2 separate regions of the Homo sapiens genome follow, and region 1 is linked to region 2. The links are chromatin loops, found by intact Hi-C in ENCODE. Cell type or tissue: heart right ventricle. All regions are shown on one strand. Each heading gives the region's core, and the rest is flanking DNA. Links, peaks and the distances in the headings are about the cores only.

What was found. A loop is a pair of places that touch in the nucleus more often than their neighbours do. Peaks named below come from ENCODE experiments on the same cell type or tissue, not always from the same donor. Only the 100,000 strongest peaks of a DNase experiment are listed, where the experiment ranks them.
Region 1: it touches region 2 in a loop (3-fold over the local background); 3 of 110 quality-filtered maps call a loop at or near these places.

Annotation. Positions count from the first base shown.
Region 1 is chr7:30,995,731-31,008,481 of GRCh38, forward strand. The region is part of intron 2 of LOC105375222 (a long non-coding RNA gene); the gene reads left to right. It overlaps LOC105375221 (a long non-coding RNA gene), which reads right to left and starts at 11,260. Exons shown (of 4, transcript XR_927158.3): 1 at 11,140-11,260; 2 at 5,364-5,600; 3 at 1-2,147. In heart right ventricle, for the core only: no CTCF peak of the experiment used is centred there; no DNase peak of the experiment used is centred there; H3K27ac peaks cover 3,263 bases; H3K27me3 peaks cover 244 bases.
Region 2 is chr7:31,110,879-31,122,001 of GRCh38, forward strand. It overlaps ADCYAP1R1 (ADCYAP receptor type I), which reads left to right. Exons shown (of 16, transcript NM_001118.5): 16 at 1-596. It also overlaps the pseudogene LOC124901821. Among named protein-coding and RNA genes, the nearest start is that of ADCYAP1R1, 64 kb to the left of the region's middle. In heart right ventricle, for the core only: no CTCF peak of the experiment used is centred there; a DNase peak (open chromatin) is centred at 4,273.

The DNA of each region.
Region 1 (12,751 bases), core at 1,798-9,797, 110 kb before region 2:
TGCTGAGTCAGAGTGAAAAATGAACTTCTCACTATGGGAAAGTGAACAAGTTTGAAGGACACTCAGTCCTGTAGATTGCCTTCTCCTTTCTTGCATCCTATTTTGGTTCCTGCATTGACCCCCAGCCAGCCCAGGTCTCCCCTCAGGCTGAGCTCAGAAGCCTCCCGCTCCCGGCCCTGCTGAGCCATGTCGAGATCTGGGCACACAGGGAGACAGGAAGCCTTGTGGACTGGGCGATGAGAAAAGGAACCGCTGCATAATGTACGCTCACCATGTGCCAGGCTCTGTGCTGAATGCTCCACTTCCATCGTCTGTTAAGTCTCATGAAGTAGGTGGCGTGTTCGCTCCGTTCCGCAGATGAGGAAACAGGCGCGGGCTCTTCACCTTCTTGCTCAGTCATGACACTCATGGAAACGTCATAACTGAGTTTAAATCTGGGTCTTGGAGCTTCCCGGGTCACTCTCTTCACACCAGCCTGCAGCACTGCTTGGGAGCGGTGAGCACCCAGGCAAGCAGTGATTAGGTGCTTGCCTGATCCTCCCACCTCACCTCCCTGATCACCTCCTCCTCTTCCTCCCTACACCCAGAGCAATGGCTCCTGTCGAGTTCCTCCCTCTAGGGCCCAAGGGGTTCAGTGAATCTAATTGGAAGCAGCTTTTTAGTCCTGTGACCCAGAGGCTTGCTGAGGGCGTGGGGAGGGGACCAGATTGTGGAGAGCCAGGCCTGAGGCCAGCAGAGTCTATTGCGCAACCTGCAGGCTGCACAGCCCCAGCCCTGGGGGTTGCATTTCTCCCTTTACCTTTTCCCCATTCAATTCACAATAGCGGTCTGGTGGCAGACACCACATTCCTGGCACTGTGGAGGCTAAGTCACCAAGAGGGCCGCACACTCCCTCATAGAGCTGCTCAGAGCTCTCTCCACCGTGGCCCGGGGCTCAGGCTTCAAAGTGGAGGGCCTCTTCCTCTCTTGCCTCTCCCTTCTTGGAGGCATGGGTTCCGGAGTGGGCACTACGTTTGTCGTTAGTTGCACTTGGGTTCAAGCCAGGTTTGGGGGCACAGGAAGATATGGTGGCTATTCAACTATTCAACCCGCCCCCTCAAATAAAATCCCACTATGACTGAAAATAAATCCTATTATTTGTGAAGTCCTCCCCATTTCACTCAAAGTAAAACACCAAAGGCTTTACAATGGCCTACGCAGGACTACAAAGACCTCCGAGTCTTGCCTCTCTGGACGAATCTTCTTTCTTTTCTTTCTTTCATTGCTCACGCAACTCCAGCCTTGCTGACTTCCTTGCAGTTCCTGCCCCAGGGCGTTTGCACTTGTCACTCCCTCTGCCTGGAGCAGGTTCCCTCAGACACCCATATGACTCACTCACCTCTTCACTCTTAGTCCCACCTGCAGCCTCTGCAGTGGCTTTTGCTATTTCTTCACTTTATTTTTTTCTCCATGGTGCTTACTACTAAAATGCCACATAACTTGTTTATTTACTTTGTTGTATCATTTCTGTTTCTCCATTAGAATGTAAGCTGCATAAGGGTGGATTTTTTGTTCCGTTTGTTCAGCAGTGCCTAGCACAGAGCAGGCATGAGAAAAATGTTTGTGGAAATGAATTGAAATTGAATTAAAATAGTCATAAGGATGTCCAGAATTCTAATTTCTCCCATGACTTCCCTGAAGTTTCCGTATCAAATTATTTGAAACCCACGTCACCTAAAAGAATCTTTTCTGTTTTCCTTTGGGTGAATTCCAGCTCTGATTCAGGGCATAGCCACACAATGGTCTGCTACAAACAAGCACTTGGAGGGTTTCTGAGGCCAGGCTCTATGCTGGATGCTGTAAATAGAGATGCGAGAAAGAGAGACACCACCCTGCTCTCTGGAGCTCACAGCCTTGGGGGAGGCCCACGAGGAGCAGGTGGCAATGACGAGAGTTATGACAGGGAAGCCCGGGGGCTGTGGGCGCCCATGGGAAGGGAGAAAGTTCCAGAAGGAGAGAACAGTCAGTGTATGTCTCTTAACTCCTTGGAGCTCTTTCCTCGTGTTAAGGCTGAGCCTGTGAGCTGACTTGGAGGGCAAATGAGAGGACCAGCTGCAGGGCGCTCTGCAGGTGACACGCAGATGCTGGCTTTCATTTCTTGCTCCTCACTAGGAAAGCAGGAAGGCAGGGTGGAGATTAGTAAGCCCATTTTCCAGATTTTACCATGTTTATTATAAATTATATGTTATTATATCAACAAATAATTTATTATTTATTAATATCTTTTCCTGTGTGTAACTTTTCCCCCCTTCCTCAAATTTTAGTTACATCGAGAACTCCTGAAGGGCTGGGACCCTTCCACGTTTCTTGTTTCCTTCTTGCCCCCTTCTCAGCAGAGCCCAGATCCAGCCTTGGTAAATCAGGATGTTGGGACTCAGAGAGGGAGAGTCACTCGTCTATGGTCACACAGAGAATCAGAGCTTGGGCAGGGGCTGAGGCCAGGCCTCCTGCTTCCTTGCCTGAGGCTCTTCTACTGCCAGACACGTGCTCTTCGGAGCCCATCTCTAGCCTGTGTCTAGGGTTCCCCCGGAAGAAGCCGTGGCCCCTGACCCTGCTAAGCCTTCCTCCACTCCTCCAGCACCCCTGGGGCCATCAAGCTCAGAGCTGCAGGCCTGTGGGGATGGCTGGAGGCGTGGGAGTCAGGGCAAAGCCGGTTCTCACTGAGGTCTTTGCGTGCCTCTGCCAGGGCTCCCCAGTGCTCTGGCTCCTCCCTTTCTCCTCTGAGGATGGCCAGCTCACTGGAGCAGCTCTGGGAAGGACCACAGCCCGCCCTTTTGCGACAGACTCTCCCAAGCGTCAAGAAAACTGATCTTCAGGGCTAGATGGGCTGTCATAAAAATTCAGTGTCATACCTCTTCTTAACATCATATAGATGAGGAAACTGAGGATTAGAGAAGGCAAGTGGCCTGCCCAGGTCCAGGGGCCCAAGGCAGGACTAGGTCTAGAATTAGAGTTCCGTGTCACCATTGAGCCTGAAGGTATCTGCTCTTTTAAGGCCTCTAGTGTGTTTCCTCTGGGCTGGACTCCTAGCGTCTGGGTAACCTTGTGTATTCGTCCATTCTCACACTGCTATAAGGACATACCTGAGACTGGGTAATTTATAAAGGAAAGAGGTTTAATTGACCAAGTTTGGCAGGGCCGGGAAGGCCTCAGGAAATTTACAATCGTGGCAGAAGGGGGAGCAAACATATCCTTCTTCCATGGCGGCAGCAAGAAGTGCCCAGCAAAAAGGAAAAAGCCCCTTATAAAACCATCAGATCTTGTGAGAACTGACTCAGTATCACAGGAATAGCATGGGGGAAACCGCTCCCACGATTCAATTACCTCCCATCGGGTCCCTCCCATGACACGTGGGGATTATGGGAACTACAATTCAAGATGAGATTTGGGTGGGGACACAGCCAAACCTTATCGCCTCACATAGCTCCAATGACAGGGTGCCCACTACCAGTCTGTGCTTCCTCTTGGTTCCTCTCCATTTCCATTCTCTTGAGTCCCGGACCCAGGTCTTAGGGGTCAGGTTTCCTGTGGCCTTCCCTGCTCTCCCACAGGGTGCTGCTAAGGACCTCCTGAGCTTCTCTCTACCCTTGTCTATACAGAGGGCTCCTGACACTTCTTCTCTGCTCTACACAGCACACTGGGGCCCAAGACAAGGTTTGCTCATTCTTGTCATTCATTTATTCAAAAATATCTAGGTGTGGTGGCATGCATGTGTAGTCCCAGATACTCTGGAGGCTGAGGTGGTTGGATCGCTTGAGCACAGGAATTTGAGGCTGCAGTGAGCCATGATAGTGCCACTGCACTCCAGTCTGGGTGACAGAGCAAGACTCTGTCTCTAAAAAACAAAAAGAAACAGGCTGGGCGCAGTGGCTCATGCCTGTAATCCCAGCACTTTGGGAGGCCGAGGGGGGCAGATCACGAGTTCAGGAGTTCGAGACCAGCCTGACCAACATGGTGAAACCCCGTCTCTACTAAAAATACAAAAATTAGCCAGATCTGGTGGCATGTGCCTGTAATCCCAGCTACTCAAGAGGCTGAGGCAGGAGAATCACTTGAACGCGGCAGGCAGAGGTTGCAGTGAGCTGAGATCACGCCATTGCACTCCAGTCTGGGTGACAGAGCGAGACTCCGTCTCAAAAAAAAAAAAAAGGGGGGGAAACAAAAAACCCCAAACATGTTTATTAAACCTATGATGTACTGTGTACCAGGTACTGTTCCAGGCATCATGGATAGAGTAATGAAAACAAAAATATCAGACCAAGAAAAGATGTGAGCAGTCCCTGACTTAGATGCCTCACTACCATTACAGACCCTCTTGCAATGGTGAGACCCATAACCAGAAGGACAGACTGGCAAGGCAATTAAGAGACGGATAGATACACAGGGAAAAAAAGGGAAGTTCAAAACAGAAATAGGGTGAGGCACAGGGAAACGTTGCAAAGCACTGGTTCCGAGGTTAGCTACAGTCCTTCTCTACCAGGAAATGACAAGCCTATCCTTTGACCCTTTTCAGGACTTGGAGGCGGAGGAGCCCTTGGGAACATCTGGAACATCTGTGAGCCATTCTCTCCCACTGAGGAGGACTGGGCCAGGGCTAATGTGGGCAGGGGGTGGACAAATAGATCCAGTGGGACACCCCCCAGGCCTCTTCCTGCTCCCAAACCCCAAACATTGCTTCCGGAACCTGTGCGGCCTGGCTCTTTCCCAGCCTCACCGCAAGACTCCCTAGTCCTGCCTCTGGCTCAGCATGGGCCAAGCCTACCCCGTCCACACCCTCTGCAGGGTTCCTTCCAGGCTGGGGGTAGCAGGAGAGAAAGCCAGAGCTGTGTGAGATTAGAGGAGGAAGAGCAGGCCAGGGAGGAGGCTTTCTGCGGGCGAGGGCATGGCTGGGAGGAACTGAACTAGGGTGAGGCAATGGAGGGGCCAGGTAGAGGGGGGATAACAGAGGGGAGCAACTTCTACTCCAGACTGACAGTGACATGAATCGAAACTTGCCCCCCACCCTTGCTCTTGGAGTTGAAACTTGAGGATGGAAGGTGTTATGGACTTAATTTTGTTCCCCCACCCCCTGATTTATATGCTGAAGTCCTAACCCCCAGTCTTTCAGAGTGTGATTATTCAGACACAGAACCTTTGAAGAGGTAATCACGTTAAAACGAGTTCACTGGGGTGGGCTCTAATCCAACATGACGGGTGTCTTTATAAGAAGAGGAGATTCAGACACAGACAGACAAAGGAAGAAGGCCATGTGAAGACACAGCCAGAAAACATCTGTCTACAAGCCAAGGAGAGAGAGGCCTCAGAAGAAACAACCCCGCAGATACCTTGATTGTGAACTTCCAGGTTCCAGAATCATAAGGAAATGCCTTTCTGTGGTTTAAGCCCCCCGATCTGTGGAATTGGTTATCCCGGTCTGTGGAATCGGTTATCCCGGTCGTCTGTGGAATTGGTCACATCAGCCCGAGCTGACCACGCAAGAGTGACGCTGTTCAAACGGCACCATCCACTGTCTTAGGGATGGGTACTTTCAGTTCACTGGGACACCCCACTGTCTGGGCACTCTGCTGGGAAAGAGACACACACACCTTCAGGCTCACAGTCCTGGCTTATGATTTCCCATGGGTTAGGGTCAAAACTGGGGCAACTGGAGAAGTTGATACTCTTCATTTGAACTAGACAGGGTGATCTTTGACAGAAATCAGTCTACTTGGTGAGTTGTATTTGCTTTCAAGAACATAGGAAAAAAACAGGTACAACATTGCCAGTACAGAGACCAACCAGAGGTGGAAGTGCCACTGCCTTCCTCTTGGACTCTGAAGGGATAGAAGTGTCTGCTTCCTGCCTAGAGCCATCAGATTCAGGGACTCATAAACATATAGCAAATGCCTGAGGCAGGGCAGTTCACAAAGCTCAAGGATGTACTGGGCTGCTGAAACACTTAACCTTGAGGGGAAGGGTTGGTTGTCCATGGAATAATTGTGCAAATAGCTAATTCTTTCCTATTCCAGACATCGGCAACAGACTGCATGTTTAAAGCATGTCACGTGTCACCTTAATTAATCCTCACAAAACCCCAGTCACTATCAGCATCTCATTTTACAAATGGGAAAATTGAGGCACAAAGAGATGATGTAACTTGACCAAGGTTACTCCGCTGATAAGGAGGAGGGGTAGTAACATCAGTTGGAGAAGGCGTGTGAAGAGGAAACCTCTGGGGAAAGGTGAGGGAGCAGGGGAGCAGTCACGTGAGCTGCCTTCTGAAGTCTTGCCTCTCAGTTTGGAGTGACTTTGGGACACTTATTTGAACACTTCAGTAAAAAATAAACACTCCTTTTTGAGGTCCAGAGAGAATTTAGTCTGAGGAAGATAAGCCCTACAAGATGTGGTTATTGAGACAACCAAAAAAGTCAGTCAAAGTGGACAATCGTAAACAATGACAAACACCTTAAATATTTGGAGACAGCTTAAAAATCATATATATTCATTAAGCACTCTTGATGTGTGGCCAAGGTCTCTTTTTTGAACAGCAGTCTGCTGGCTGATGAGAGTTCTTTTATATCTTTATTTTTAAAAAACCACGTGCATGATGTCTCATCTTTGATTTCCTGTTCTGGTTTCTTTATAGAGTAAGGAAAGCATAAAATCCCTCGCTGGGTGTCATAAGGGCTGAGTCCCCATTCCCTAGCTCTCTTTCTTTCTGTGCATAGTGTAGGATGGCCCTTTGGTGCCCATCTGGAGTTAGTTATGGTCACATGACTTAGCTTGATCAGTCGACTGTAATAGAAACAATGAGTGTCACTTCTGGGCAGACGCTTTAAGAGTTGGCTGAGGCCGGGTGCAGTGGCTCACACCTGTAATCCCAGCACTTTGGGAGGTGGAGGCGGGCGAATCATCTGAGGTCAGGAGTTGGATACCAGCCTGGCCAACATGGTGAAACCCCATCTCTACTAAAAATACAAAAAGTAGCTGGGCACAGTGGCGGGCACCTGTAATCCCAGCTACTCAGGAGGTTGAGGTAGGAGAATTGCTTGAGCCTGGGAGGCAGAGGCTGCAGTGAGCCAACACTGCGCCACTGCACTCCAGCCTGGGCAACAGAGTAAGACCCTGTCTCAGGGGGAAAAAAAAAATAGAAAGAAAAAAGAAAAAAAAAAGGAAAAGAAAAGAGTTGGCTGGGCATGGTGGCCCAGGCCTGTATTCTCAACACTTTGGGAAGCCAAGGTAGGAGGATCACTGGAGCCCAAGAGTTTGAGGTTTGAGTGAGCTATGATTGCACTACTGTACTACAGCCTGGCTGACAGACTGAGATCCTGTCTTTATTCTTTTCAGAAGAGTCAATACATACTTCACCATGTACCTACAACCTCAGGTACTGGAAAAGGTTCAGATATATTGGGGGAACCATCCATTTGGGCCTGAGGCAGAGCCCCATTTAACCCATGATAGGCATGTAGCATGAGTAAGAAAAAAACCTGTGTGAGATTTAAACTACTGAGATTTCGAGGATATTTGTTACTGCAGCCTACCCTTTCTTATCCTAACTGACACACTCATGAAGTTCTATGAGCATAGTCTTATTCTTGGCTAGATGTATTTAGATACGTTTCTCCAGTATTTTAATATGGGTCTCACTCAGACCTCATTTCACAACAATTCTTTTTAGATACTTGCTTTTACTGTGTGATATTCAGGAACCCAGCCCTTCTTCCTGATGTTACTTCTATAGTGAAAATATGGAACTGCAACGAGGCATCCACTGTGCATGTACAAGGCAGCTCTTATAGGTATGGTCATCTGGAGCATCCTGAGGGCAGGTACAAGGCCCTTCTCTTCTCCTAGTTGAGAGAGACAATTTCCCCTGTTGTGAGAGACAATTTGCCATGGTCCATGAGAAAATTTGCCATGGACCCATCCCTGAACATTCTTGCTCGGTGTGCCGAGAATGCAAGGCTCTAGTCACTCTTTACCCGGGCTGTTTCGCAGGGCTGTATTTGCCATGAGCAGCCATGAGAGATGCAGTAACACCTCCCACCAGGAAAAGACCAGGTTTCTTTCCACTCGCTAGAGAAGTGGCAAATGTTCCAAGCTCAGTGTTACTCTCCTGTAATGCGATCCATTGGGTGACTCACCATCATGGGCCCTTTGCATTGTCTTTGTGGGACTTGGGTGATGTCGGAGAACCGAAGCAATCCTATGCAGCTCTGGCTAGTGCTTTTGCTGTGAGTGATGAAGTCCTTTGTCTCTGACCCAGGAATCTTGTATCTTTGGCTGGCATCCATGGAACAATAGCAGGCTAACTTGTTAGCTTGTAAATTGGGTAAAAATCTCAGACACTGCACTGTTCCTGACATCCCAACTCCAGTTCAGCACAGGACTGGGCATGTAGTGGAATGATGGGAAGTAAGGCTTGTGCTTTTCACTTATTGATCTTGGGGCAAGGGAGTCCCAGGATAGCCTTTCTCCATACTTAATTCTCTGGTGGCCTTTTCACTTCCTGAGCCTCTGCTTTACCCTCTGCAATGGGGATAACAATCTAGGACCCGTGGTTCTCACTCAGGGCTGTTAGATTTGAAAGTCTGGGGGAAGATGACTGCTGCTCTCTCATAAGCACCAGCTGACTTCTGTCTTTTCTCAAGGTAATGCTAGCAAACTTAGACCCCTCCCAGAGAGACTTAGGGCAGAGGAAGGAACAACTCACTGTCAGTGAGAAAGAGGAATGTGACTAGGAGAGATCCAGTTGGCTGTGGAGTCTTCCCTTCTGGAGCTCTGCACAAACAGGACAGGAGCTTGCATGTTTTCAGGAGGCAGGGTCAGACTGGATACCTCCCAGGGCTCTGTTTGGAATGGGAAGCATGACACCCACCTCCAGGAAGCTGATGGGAAAGACTTGCCCTAGTTTCTAGCCAGGAATTTGAGTTTGCTATGTCAGGACAGCAGCAGTGGCCTAGCAAAGGTAGATGGCAGCCAGAAACAACGTGAGATGCATGTGCCATCTCTCCCTAGGCAGTGCTGGAATTTGTCCCCAAACACATACCTAGCAAAGACAGGGTGCATTCATGCATTTCACATTTAATAAATCTTGAAAAAATAACTCAGTGCAAAATTGAGGGAAAAAGGGAAGGGATAGTTGTTTGTCTGCACCCTCTCCAACTGTGGCATCTTTGCTGTGCCCTCAATAACTGTCACATGGGAACCTGTGTGCCCTTGAATTTCTCCGCTACACTTCAGGGAAGGAGGCTGGCTTAGGGAAGGGTGATTTGTGTATGCTCACAGGTCAGACTGGAAGGTGAGAGAGAGACAAGGTGGTAGGATGGCTGCAGCAGCCCTGGTGAAAGGTGAGGAGGGCCTGAACTAGGGAGAAGTTCAAGGACGTTGGTGAGGTCTACTTCTCAGCTGGGGATGCAGCTCCTGACTGTCTGTGGGGCCCCAGGGTGGCATCCATGAAAACCCTTGTGTTTGCTCAGCCCCTGCACCTGGCTGAGGGCCTCCTCTTCTGCAGAGGATTCTGGGAGAGGTTGCCCCTGCCAGCCTTTAGTCCTCAGGGATGGGGGTTGGGCCAGGCTCAGGAACCCAGCCTGGGCCTCGCCATCCCAGACCCTCCCCACGCCACACCAAGGAAGGGCCTGTCACCAGGAGAAGTATGACCCTCCCGTGTCTGAGTCCTCATTTCACTTACAGCTCGGCGCTAATCCAATTGCTGGCTCTAACCTAATTCTCCATTGTTGCTAGAGTCCTTTGCCTGCCGATATTAAAAATCTTTTCATTTAATTGTGCAGAAGATAGATCCTCCTCAGCCATCAGGTGGTAAATATAGAATAGCTGATGTGTAGCTCTAATTTCTTCCCTGGCAGGCCTCCTGCAGTTCTGAGTAATTGGGGACCAAGAAGCTCTGGGAGGAAGGAGACAGGAAGGAGAGAAGAGGGAGGCAGGGCGAGGAGCTGGGACCTTGCTATTGTCAGGAGGTTACAGATCAGAGGAATCTGGTCAGTATGTCCATTTCTGCAGGACCAGTTGTTTTTCTTCTGAATCTCTCACGCTGCCTGGTGACTGGGGTCTTGAGATGTTGCAGGAGAATCACGTGTTCCTCCACCATGGGAGATCAAGATGCACCATCCGAACGTACCTTTGGTGAAAGTCTTGGGATCCCCAGGTCACCAAGAACCACAGCTATTTGATACACCAAGACCCTTTGTGATGATTGAGTGTAACCCTCTGGTTTGGGGACCACATGGTTTCCCAGCCAGGCACTGAAAGAGTTGATGACAGATGACAAGCATCTTGATTTCTATCCAAGGAAGGAAAACTATGTGGAACCCTGTGGTCACTGTGTGTTCCCATAGGAGAGGGACAGTGGCATTGAAGTGAGGCTCCAGGAGCCATTAGCAGGCTAGGGTCCTCTCTCCTTCACCCAGAAAAGGGCAGGGCTCCAGTTAAAGTTACTGGCCTCACACTTGGCCACCAAGGAAGAAGGAAGCATCCTAGGAAGAGCCACTGGTCACCAGACACTGCCTCTCTGGTGGCTCAGTCCCAACTGGGGCTTCCCAGGAGTTCACAGCTTCCAGGACTCCCTGGTGCCCTGGAGAACATGGCAGGCTACTCCGTCTCTTGGAGGGAGGGCTGCAGCTTCCTCTCAACTGCATGCTCAACTGCTGTGAGCTCCCAGCTCCTCATGCCTGTCCACTGGCAGACCTGAGCTTCTGAGACTGCTCCTGCTTCCCTGTAAGAAGTTTTGCTGCACCTCAGCTCTTGGACCCCCTTCTCTCCACCCCACCCTCTCACAGGCTGTGGGGGCATTCCTCCTCCCAGACTGGGGACCTCAGGTAGCCTTTCTTTCCCTTTTCCCTCCTGCCTCAGAGGGAGACACAGATATTTCATGGAGTACCTGTTTCCTGAGCACTTGGGGGATTCTCAGGGCTCCATCCCCGCCTGGCCCCATCACCCCAGGCCCTCTGGGTAGGTCTGTGCTCTCTGACTCCACCCCCTGTACTCTCCAAGACCAGCTCCTCGTCTCCCCCACTAATACTGGGTTTTGCAACCCCCTCTTCTCTACCCTTCTCTACCTGCTGATTCAAGATCCTTGGGGGAAGAGGAGGGAACACTCACTGCTTGGGAGCTGCTGAATCCTCTGACCAGGGGATGCTGAAGAAGGTGACTAAGGTGGTTTCCAAGACCCTGGCCTGGAATATTCCCACTGCCCTTCTCTGTGAGTTATTCTCCTCTACGGCTCCTGCATCTTCAGAACAAACAACAGCAGAGCACGTGACTGCTGGAAACGCCCAGATGGCTCCAGTCACAGGATCCCTGCATGTCCGGGCCAGAATGGCCAGCACAGCTGTCCCCTTCCCTGTTCTCAGGTGAGGAAATGAACAGCATGTGGGAAGGCCACCCAAGCTCATGCAGTGGCTCCATGCTAGGACCCCGGCTTCCTGGCTACAGTCTAGACGCTAGACATTTCTGTTCCTGTTGTGAGAATGATAGAGAACTCACAAGGATGGGGGTCAGGATGACAGAGCGTCAAAACCAACTATCCCCTCTGCCAGCGGTGTGACCTCCAGCAAGTTACTCAACCTCTCTGGGCCTCCATTTCCTCATCTGTAAAATTAGGGTGACAATGGTATCTGCCTCGTGAGGTGACACGAGAATCCGCTTAGATAACCCTCCCAAAGATAACCCTCCAGCACCCTATCTCACACATGGTAAGTGATAATTAGCTATCACAGAAAATTCAGCTCCATTGGATTGAAAATTTCTCCTCAAACCAGTGTGAGGAGCATTAGCTTTTCAAGCAATGAGCAGGCATTTAATTTACTCCTTTGGAAAATTGAAGGGTTCTGTGTCGGGGAACTATTTGGATGACTTTTCCAGAAAAACAAGGTTGTGCAGATGTCTTTTTTGCCTCCATAGAAGATTCCCAGCATAGAACAGGGGCAACGGAGTCTTTCTGCTCATCTAGACACTGCCCCTGGAAGCAGAGGGAGCCACCCAGGCCAGGCTGCTGCTGGTTTTACTCTGGAAGGCCTGCAGAAGCTCAGGGCTGCCCCAACTGCAGCCTGTCCTGCATCTCCGGCTGTGCAGGGCTGTGGGAATCCCTGCCCTGCCTCCCTGGAGGCTTCAGAGCAATGACTACGCCCCACGGTTCAGACCCTGGCCGGGCTTCAAGCAAAACTGCTGATGTTTACTAGGGCTGGGGCTAAAGAGTGCCTACTCACCTGGGCTGCAAAATTTAAGGAGTGCCCCAAACCCCATAATCAAAATACATAATAATGTCCTGTATTTACAAAACAAAATTAATTAAAAAATCCATGATGAACAGAGCATCAAACTTAAGTAAAGGCAGCATTTGACCTTGTGCCGGCAGGAGCCTGAGAACAAGTGCCTTTCTCATTTCGCCCTACCCCAGCCCTGAGTCTTGGGGCTCCTCCCAGATCAGTGGAGTTGGCCTCTCTGGGAATGGGATCAAGATGGTAATATTTGGGAAAAGCTCTTCAGATAATTCTGCTATCAGAGGTTTGAGTACTCCCACTCTGAAAGAAATAATACATGAAACCTGAAGGTTGCAGAGGGGAAGGGATGGGAGATGCCATATGGTCCCTTCAGAAGGGACTGCACTGTTTAAGAGTTATATGCTAACAGACAAGAGAGGTCCCATCGGCCAAGGGGACTGCCATTCTGCTTTTCCACTTCCATCCCTTTGGGACATTCTCTGTGAATTCTC
Region 2 (11,123 bases), core at 695-8,694:
ATGTGGGCTTGTTATTGGGATGAAGACTGCTGGAAGGGACTCCTTGCTGTTTATCTACTGCTTTGAGCCCTCCTAAGTTAACCTGTGCCTCATTTGTAAAACCACCAGCATCAGGAGTAAGGGGGAGGCCAGAGGGCTCAGATGGACACAGAATTCTAGCTTTACCTGCATCCGCTGATTCAGTTTTCTGTTGGGATCAGAGTGAGGATACTTCCATATGGGTGATAGCAGCCATGCCCCTGGGAGTCAACTTCAAGGATCTGGGACATTTTGGTGTGCCCATTCCTTCTTTTCCTGAACTCACAGTCTTGGGGTGTTTCTGCACTTGGCTATGTGTGTCTTGTCTGATGTCTGTCTTCTGTAGCTTTGCCTCTATCAGGGCTGGAGTGGTGCAGCCCCTGGCATCTCAGACATGGTTCCTGCCTCACTTGTGGGAGCTGGACCAGCCTGGGTTTCATCTCCCACAGTAAAGCTAAGTAAGCCCCACAGACCTTACTGCTACTGCTGCTGCCATTAATGCTGTGCTCACTATCTTGTCCAGGATTTTAAGGATGTCAGACTGCTGTAGATGACTCAATAAATGTTTTGCCATTTTTCCTGGTGGCTGTAACTTGGCATAAGTGGAGGGAAGGGAGGAGAGGAGGGGGAAGGGGAGAGGACTACCCCCAAAATTTGATCATCCAAGAGTAATCCAGTGTATACAAGGCCCAGTGGACTTTAAGATTCCAAAGGAGAAATATGAGAGTGGGCCTGAGTGAGCCTAGGATGGAACTCGAAAAGTAAATTAGAAGTCTTGGCCTTAAAGGATCTCCAGGGATCATGGAAACTGAGTGGAATCATGACCTTCCTATTGTACCTTGGGAGCACCTACCAGATATCCCAAAACATTGACTGCAGAGAGCATTTCATCCCAGGTAACTACAAGTATATCCTTGGCTTCCAGGATCCCATCCCCTAATACTTCTGGATATTCCAAACCATCAGTCCCAGCCAGACCAGATAACCAATTCAAGGTAACCCTCATGTCCTCGAGGTTCTGTTGATTGTCACAATCCCAGTGTCCATTTTCATATTGGTCATAATGTTAATTGCTATCAAAAGAAGATAATTCTTGCTAGGTCAGAAAATGAGTTTATGAAAAAGATGTTGAGCTGGTCATAGAATTCTTGTAAGGCTGGAGAAACTAGAAAAGGTATCTGAAGCCATAGCATGCTGCATGACTGATGATGAAACTGCTGCCACTGTTGCTGCTGCCACCCCAGTGATGTCTCTTCCATGCCAGGGACATGACTTCGCAATTATTGCCACCTCTGAAAGCAGAGAGCTTTGCTGCTGTTCTCACCATCAAATGAGATTCCACTTTCAGCCCTCTTCCTCAAGTTGCCCACTTCTGCATCAAAGTTTCAACACCATTGGATTGGCTGTGTCCTCGCTACAAGGAAGACTGGAAATTGGACTTTTCTGGATTCTACCTTGAGGTCAGGGTCACAAGCCTGAAGATTTTCTAAACATAACAATAAAATCCTGGGAATAATAAATGCCCGCTACAACAGGCCTGAGGTCTACAGCAAATGCAGGGCCAGCTTCCTCCAGCAATCAGGTGGGCCACTCTGAAGAAGTCAAGTCAATGAAAAGATGGATTTTAGCCTAATAGTGTGTGAGCCCTGCAATCAGCTAGGGCTGTGTGGATCACTCACCAGATGCCCCCAGGTGTTCAGGGGGGTGTTCCCAAGCTGGGACACTAGTTAGTTCTTCTTTCAGAGGCTGTGCCGCTCCTCTTTCTCCAGACCCACCTCTTCTTTTAGTCCTAAAGGAGATGACCAGGCTATGTTATATGACCCACTTAGCAGATATTTTGAGTTGCTTCCAAAATGGAACCTATGCTCAAGGCTGAAAATTAGTCTCCTTGTGTCAGTTTCTGCTGGCTGATCCTAAGGAAGACTTCCCTAGTGTTTAGAAAAATATTACTTTCACTGATGTGACCATAATGAATTGAGCTTCCATATGTTTCATCCTTTGAAAGAGGTCACGTCCAAAAAGCAAAGGTAAGAGCCAAAATTTAGTTGAAAGCCTTGAATTTCACATTAAGCTTGAATTTCTTGGCAACAGTGAAGATCATCAAACTCCTGGGTCCATGTGAGCATTTATTAAATCCTGTTTCCTCTGTCCACTTTCCAACATTGATAGACTAAGCCCTCATTTCTCCCAAGACCCTCTAAAAATGCCTTGAATCTTGGCTGTTCCTGATGGTGCTGTCTGTTTTACTGGTATTGTGTATAATTCCTCTTGGGAACCCAGTGGTTCTTAGACATTATCCTGCATCAGAGTCACCTGAGGGGCTGTGAAAACAGAGATTGTGGGACCCACCCCCAGAATTTCTGATTCAGCAGGTCTGAGGTAGGGCTGGACCATTTGCATTTGTAAAAGGTTCTCAGCTGTGGCTGTTCTGCTGGTCCTGAGACAGCACTTTGAGATCCACTGTTCTACAGGTTCTAAGTGAGGACACTGGAAGGGCAACATAGTCCCTATTTGTGAACCATGGGCCTGGGCAATGATTACCTTCCCAGGAGGCAGAGAACAAGCATAGACATTCACAACAGGAGCTTTAATTTCCTTTTCCTCTCAGGCCAGTGTCTTAGAACAGAAAGCAAAACGTTCCAAGAGGAAATCAGCCTGCAGATGTCCATTCAGTCTCAATCAGCGTAAGTATTAGACTGTCTCTGAAACAACTAGTATCAAGTTCAGTGGGATATGACAGCAAAAACTCCAATAAACAGTGGCTTAAAGCAGACAGAAGTTTACTTCTCTCATATGAAGTCCAGAGGTAGACAGTCCAGAACAGGTGTTGTGGCTTTGTGGTCTCTCTGAGGACTCAAGCTTCTATCTTTTTGCTCCTCTATCTTTAACAGGTGAGTTCTAGTCTCGAGGGCACCCTAAGCTCCAGGGCCCCTGGAGCTCTGGATGTCACTGGACTTAGAAGCAAATGGGAGAAGGCAAAAGAACTCTTCCCCTTCTTCAGTCATCTTCTTTTAAGAGGCCTATGTCTGCTTACATCTCATTATCCTGTGTGTAGTCACATGGCCACACCTCACTGCAAGGCAGGCAATGCAGTGCAACCTTAATAACATTGGAAGGGAAGAAGGGATATTGACTGGCAAAAAGTAGTTTGTGTCATAAAAATCTTTGGGCAGTCCTTAGTGGTGAGTTGGGTTCATTCAACACCTGTGGAAAACCAGAGTCATATGGCTCTATGTCCTATTTTACTATATTGGGAACAAACTCAGGAATACAGTCTCCAGCCTGGACCATAAAGCCCCCTGATCAGAAGTGGGGAGCTGTGTCTTCCCACACATTGAAACTAGTCTAGTTTCAAGGGGTGAGAGCATGTCTGCACCATTTCTGGTAGGCTCTCCCTCATGGATGCAGTTCCTGAGTGGATTCTGTGCCCTGGTGCTTTCTACATTAAGTAGTCTCTTTTTAATTTGGGGGATCCTCAGAGTAGTGATGGGGGTGTTGGGAGGGATGAAGGTCTTGTAATTTCTGACTGTCAGTTGCCCTAAAATGAACTAATGTAGATGCTCTGAGCCTCCCAATGTTGTTATACTGTGCCCTTGTGGGTAGCCTGTTGCAGTAGTTATTCTGGTGTGAACCTGGAAATTCCCTCTGCCACTGTCCTGGATGCAAAGTTGTAAATTCTGTGGGTGAAACCCAGTCATGAGGAGCTCTTCCATATGCTCTTTCTAGGCCAGAGAGGCAGTCTTTAGCAGATGGCAGACCTTTACAAAGACATCATATGTATCCATTCCAATTCATACAGGCTTTCAGCTGAATGGGGACTTTGCAGTGATATCTCAGCTTCAGTCAGCAAATCTTCCACCAACGCAGTGGGCAGGGCCTTTGTTCTGACCCTCAGGGCCCTCTCAGGACCACCCCTCTCAGTCACCCTCTTCTCCCTTCCCCTTTCAGAAGGCCCCCACCTGCAGTGTATTGTATTCTAGGTTCCTCTCCCTCACCCCAGGTCCCTCCTCCCCTCTGCCCCTGATGTAAACTCAGACATGGCTTGGGGTGAGTTCTCCTTGAGCTGATACTCTTGATGCCCTTATCTTTTGGGTGTCCCCAATACTTGAGAATCATCTGTAGTGTTCTCCTTAACCCTATTGAGACACTTTTTCCATGGACAAAAGCATCCATTCCTATGACATTAAGCCTCACTTCCATTAATAAACCCAACTATTCACCACCAGGAGCAGCTTTGGCTTGGGCAGTAAGTACCATGGAGAGAGCCAAGTGAACCTTGGGTCCAGCACCACAGACAGTTCCAAGACTGTACCTACTTGGCAGTCTGTGTGGCCTATTTTTATCTGATATGAACAAAGACAGATTTAGGTTTTATGAAGTTGGAAACTCATATAATTTGGGGAGTCCTCTTTAATACAAACTGAAAAATTTTTAATTAAAATTAGGTATAAAAATAAGGGTTTTTTTGAATGAGAAAAGTTGACAACTATGATAAACATTATGAAATCCAGAAAAACAACATCATCTTTGTATTAATTACTCTCTGATGCTTTTTGCCTACTTGTTTTGGTTGCTTACTCTTTGATAATCTCTTTATTAGCTGATAACATTTATATCATTTTCTGTTCATAAAATTTGAATATAATTTAGTCACATAGTTAATCAAAATGTGTGTTTTATTATTGAACATTTGGACTCAGCACCAATGAAAACAGAATCCTCCAATTACAGTGTTACACATATGATGATTGGCAGATTTTTTTCACAGACTGGCACCTGGCTCCATACACATCCAACTTTGTTTCTGCAGCACTGTGCACACTGCCAGGCACTGTATGACATTTTAATATGATGATATGATATGATCTCTGGCCCTCTCTCTGCCTTTGTACATAATGCTGAGTGAACAACAAGAGTATTCCTGGAAGGACAGTATAATATCACTGTATAATGAAGCAATGACACACACTCATGTGAAACCCACTGAACCAAACTGAGTGTCTCTCTAACTTAACCTCCCCTTCGTTGGATCCCCAAAGTGTTCCTGGCAGTTGAGTGCTACCCAACATGTAAGAAGGTGTGGTAGAGGAGATGTTAGGGTGGAGAGATGCTGTAGGCTTATCCAATTTGGGGCAAATAATTTACTTTTCCAAATTTTCCAAAAACATAAGATCTTGTGAACACACTTCTGAGATCCAAGTGAGAGAGAGGGGCTTGGAAAGTGCTGTATATGACCCACATTTATCTGTCATCACAGGAAGATATTTTTCAGTTTTACAAGACTGAAGCCCGTAATGCAGAGAACCAGAGATTTCTGAGGTCCCTGCTTTCAAATGATATCATGTGCTCTCTGGAGCATTCAGGTCACTCTTTAGATGGATGGCTGTTACCCCTCCATTCAAGAATCTCTTACTGGAAACTAACTATGTGGTAGAGGCATGGAGGGCACAGTTTGGCATCAAGAATGAACCAGAAACATTTTGTCTTCATAGTCAGGTGGTGAAGACTAGAATAAATAAACCAGGCATGGTGTGTGATAAGGTATAATTAAGGTATTAAGGGATCTGTGGGTTAATAAATATTTGTAATTGCTGCTTCAGCCTCCGTTGCCCTCGGCTCCCTCCAATAATTCCCTGATTTTGTTTTATGGAAACTGCCCACCTCATGATCAAACACAAGGTTTGGGTGCCTACACTCCTAGCCTCTGGGGTGGGTCCAGATAAACAAGCCAGGCCACATGGCCCTTATCACTCATTCCTCTGGCTGTAGTGACTGGCCCAGGGACAGACACACAGGCCATGTGAGGAGTCTATTTCTAGGGTTTCTGGGAAAGAGGGATTCCTCTTTTTTGTGAGGAAGCTTATTGGAGAGACACCCGCTTGTCCCCTGGAAAGCATGACACGAGAATGTGAGGCTTGCAGGTGCCACAGTCATTTGCAATTATGAGGGAAACAACTGGAGCTGTTCAGAGAACGTGGTAGGGATCCTCAAGATGAATCAGACAACAAGGGAGGCAGAGGGGAATAACAAAAGGAAATGGAGTCCTTGGCATTATCATCAGAACCACTTGATCAGGCCTCACCTGACTGATCTACTTATGGACTTTCCTAGGGACTGATGGGTAGGAGGGTTATTTGAATGGGCAAGATATAGAAAAGGCATCCTTTTATCATGAATTTTTAAAATAAATGCACTAAAGTACAGAGACCAATACAACAAATTCTGTGTCCACCCCAGAGCTAACAATATGCTATTATGCTTGATTCAGATATTTTAATTTTTTTAATGAAGGAACACATGACAGATGGAATTTGGTCTGCATTGTGGTATTTCTCAGTTTGATTTCCCTCCCTCTCCCCTTCCAGAGGCAGCCACTAACGAGAACTTAGTATGTATCCATACCATTTATGTTTTTGTACTTATAGTAAATATCCATCAACATTATTTAGCATGTGTGACTGTGTGCTTTTAAGTTCCATCAATGGCATCACACTAGATCTATCATTCTGCCTTTGTTTTCTAAGTAATTCTATGTGCTACTTATTTATTCATACTTGTACATTTAGATCTAGATGATTCCCTTTTAATTGTATAATATTACATCATAGAAACTTGCCAGGCATAGTCATTGTCCTCCCTGTGGAAACGTATGTACTTTACATTTTGAAGTTATTTCAAACAATGTCTTACGAAGATCTCATTATTTACATGTGCAGGAGTTTCTCTAGACTTAGAATTGAAAGAGCTGGATCCAAGGGTGTGAAATTTTCAACAATTCTCAGAGAAGAAGGAAGGAGAGGCAGATAGCATTTCATTTTTACTACTAAGGGATGCCTCACTGTGTTTCTATTAATGCTTATCTTTTTGCCTTAAATTCTATTTTGTTTGATAGTAATATAGTTGCAACAATTTTCTGGTTAATGTACACATGATGTTATCTGTTTCTACCCATTCACTTGCAATTTTTTCCCTCTTTATGTTTTTTAACTGTACAATGACATACAGAAGTTTATTCAGTTTATACAAGTAATTTCTCAGATTTATAAAGTAAAAAGCTAGACTGCCAGAGGAAAAATTCCTTACATTGATATCAAAATATCTTCTAGTCCCCATAAATCATCTGCAATCACTTGATAGAAAAAATATCCACAACCATATAGGTCATGCAGACTTTTAAAATGCTATTTGTATTCAGTTTGTTTCAAACTGAGCAAAACAGTGCAACTTTTACTTTTGTATACATTTCAAAATTATATTAATGTTCCTTCTCATTTCAACTCATCCCATTACCAATAAAACGGGAGTGAGATAAAAGGGGAGAAGATCCTTGACTGCTTCTCATTTTCCTTGAAATAAACTAATAATTCATTACAATTTTAATAAGTCATTATAAGGATAATAAAAGCCTCAAAGACTTTTTAAAATAAAATTATATAGTAAATAAGTAAATAAGCATTCAAATGTTAGTAACCCAACAGGCCCTAATACAGCTTTCAGATAGTTTCATATTAACAGGCAAATATTAGCACAGAAAAGAAGTTTCCCAAGAGGGACTCATTTTAAACATAAATCACAGCTTAAATTACTACTATACAGATTATACTGGGCAAAGACAGAAAGAATGAATGCTTTCCTCCGTTCATGAACTGTGTAAGGCTACGTTACAAAGTCAGATAATGGACTGTGAATCACCTACCATACCGATTAACCATGTTTATTTAAAGTTTTCTTAATATTAGACAATTTAATGGGGGTAGGAAAAAAGTAAACAACCATTTCGCTTCTTCTCTTCTTCTACTTTAGCCACATAAGCCAGTTGTAATGGATGATACAGGTTTCAGCTGCAATTTGTAAAATATTCCAAGAACTGCCATAGTCCCAAGAACTAGAGAAAACTGCCACCCACAAATAACCTACCAAAGTAAATATAAATACAGTATGATTCTAATTTTCTTTCATACAATCCCAGACAACCCCAAATAACTTTATAAAAAAGGAATTTACAAAGCTATCAAAACTATTTAAAATATTTAAAGGCAGAGTGGTCAAATTTCCTTCAATCAGACCAGAAATCATCACAAAAATTATGATCACAGTTACAAGCAGAATGAAAGGAATGTTTAAATTTAGGACAACCAACCCCATGTGACTTTTAAAAATGCAATAATTTACTCAAATATACTGTAACTAGAAATGGCAAGAATACAGGAAGCAAAAATAAGCTTGCGAGTGAAATTTCTAGAAGCTCATGGAAACCATCCCATCCCATATTGCAAATGCAAAAGGAAAAACAGTTCTCATAGAATTAAGAGTACTCTGGTCATTGTTGTTCATTTGGTCCTGCAAGGTGTTAACCACCTTCACTTCCCATGTCACAAAATTAGCCACAAGAGGAGCAGGTGGATCTTGTTCATTATGAGGACTGGTTGGCTTTTCAGGTACGTCGGATCCTCTTCAATCAGGAGGTCTCAGTAGGAACAAGACCACTGCAGTCACCAGCCAGGCCATCAAGATCATAGTAGCGCTGATGCCATTATCATCACAGGGTCCTGGTCATTCTTGCAAGCATCTGTCTCTGTGCAGCAGAGTTGGGGCTGCCACAACAGACTGGTCAGCCTTCTCATCGCATATTCATGAGAACATATTCATAGGGATCAAGCTCACTTTCTGCCATGATTATCCAGCTTGATTTTACTTGACTGTTTAAATACTTCTGGAGGCTGGGAAGTCCAGGATCAGGGAACTGGCAGATCTGGTGTCTGAAGAGGACTTGCTGTCTGGTTCATAGATGGTGCCTTCTCACCGTGTCCTCATAGAGTGGAAGGGGCTGTCTTTTTTATATTTTAGATATATCTTCTCTATGTAACATATTGATGAAAAATTTATTTTAATCCCAACTGATAGCCTGTGTTTAGATGGGCATAATTAGTCTATGGTTATTCACTGCGACTGAGGACATTTTGAGCTTATTTCATGACCTTACAGTCTATACGCCATGCCTTTGTTTCACCCCCTACCTGCTCATCTGCTCTCTCTTTTTTTTTTTTTTTGCCTTCCATTGCATTATCTTATTTCCCTTCCCTTTCTTTTACTGATATGGCAAATATACATTCTATTCTAATTGTGTTGTTTACATTTACAATTTTAACAAAATACCTAATTTTATGTTTTTCCATAAAACTTGAAAGTTGATCATCCTTCTTTCCTTCTCCAAAACAAGATACATACTTAAGCATGTGTAACTTTCTCCAAGATTTACATTTGCAGAATCTGTTATTGTTGTCTACTCTTTTAGACATACCTTATTTAAAATCCTAAATATAGTTCCTACAATTGTTTGTAGTTTGAGCTTATTGAGCTCTATCAATATACTTCTTTGCTTAAAATATTTGATTTCCAATCTTTCCTTCTTGTTGAAGTTAATCTTTTGAAGTAGTTCTGTGTAGGGGAGAGCACTCAGTCTTTATAAGATTGAGTTCAGAAAGTGGCTGTGTATTTTAGTTGGGCAGTTATTTTCTTTCAACACTTTTATACTGTGATTGCTACTGACATTTATTGTTTTTGAAGATAAAAATAGCCTGACACTTTTTTTCATTCTTTGGTTGCCTTTAAGCTTGGTCTTTATTATTGATGTACAGTTTCATTCTTACCCTGTTTGGCACATGTTATACTTTTGCCAGTCTGTTAATTCAAGTCTTTAGTTCTGGAAAATTCTTTACCAGAATATATTTGAACGATGCCAGTTGACAACAGAAATCCAGAGTGTGGATGTAGGAGGAAAGCCAGGGGAGTGTAGTGACAGGGAAGCCAAGAAAGGGTTTCTAGGAGAGGACAGTCATCTGGATCAAATGCTGCTAATGGTCTATGAAGAGTGGAATAGAAACCAGCAACTGGCTGAGAGGAAGGTGGCTGGGTCATCTCTTGCCCCAGGCTTGAGAGGGGAAGGCTTGAGGGCCTCCATCCTTGGCTTTGACTGGGCACCCCCAGGACTGTCTACAGCCCCATCCCTGTTTGGAACCTGACACTCAGCTTGGAGGAGAGGTCTGCATGCCCTGTAGCCTGTGTGAGACCCAGGCTGCACTGAGCCTCTTGGCAACACCAGGCCTGAGTTTGGGTCTGGCCCACAGGACAATGTTATAAAAAACAGAGTAGCTTTCCCCAGGAGGATCCGGGATTCATTCTGGCTCCCCAGGGCTTCTAGACCTAGAAGTCATCTGAAGTGGTGAGTCGGGGAGCTGGTTGGTCCTTTTGCAGTCCTCATTTATCTTTGCAGTTAGGGGCAGGCTTCACACCTTCAGGAACCAAGGGGCTACTCTCACCAAAGCCCAGACCTCATCCCAGCCTGCCCCATGGCTCCAGAGCTGGCTGAGAACCAGGCAGCGGAAATGACTGGGTGGGGAAGAGCTGGCAGCTGGCTCAGAGCTGGATAGCTTAGTTGGGAGTCTTCTGTTGCCCCTAGAATCCACTGGGACTGGCCCCAGGGTTGGTAGAAGCCATGGAGAGTTCTCCCATGAAAGCCCAATCCTCATCCTCATCCTCACTTCCTGGGAAAGGAGTAGGCAGGTTCCAGGCCTCACACTTAGGCCCTGGAAATGATGTAGTGGCAATGGAAAGGCCCCTCCCTGGGAAAGGGACCTGGCAGTTTGCAGTCCTTATTTGCTCCCAAGAAAGAATTTTGCTGGAAAGGAGTCCTCCCACCAGAGTGAAAGGGATACAGAGGAAAGGATTAGGTTGCGAAGGGCATGATTTATATCTTTGGGGGGAAATTTAAGGAAACACTGCTCTCTGTCGCCCACTCAAGCAATCAAAATATCAGACCCAGCCCTGGTCCTCAGAATGTCCCCATCTTCAGCTTTGACTGGCCCCCCAATGACTGGCTAGAGCCCCATCCCTGATTGGAACCACACACTCAGCTCTGAGGAGAGGTTTGCCTGCCCTGTGGCCTATGGGAGACCCAGGCTGCACTGAGCTTCTCAGCAACACCAGGCCTGAGATTGGGCCCAGCCCATGGGGCAGTGTGAAAGGAAAAGAAATCTCAGGATCAAATCAGTAGGCCAAAGAGAAAAGTGAAGTTGGGAACTGGGGGCAAACCTGTCTCTCATTTT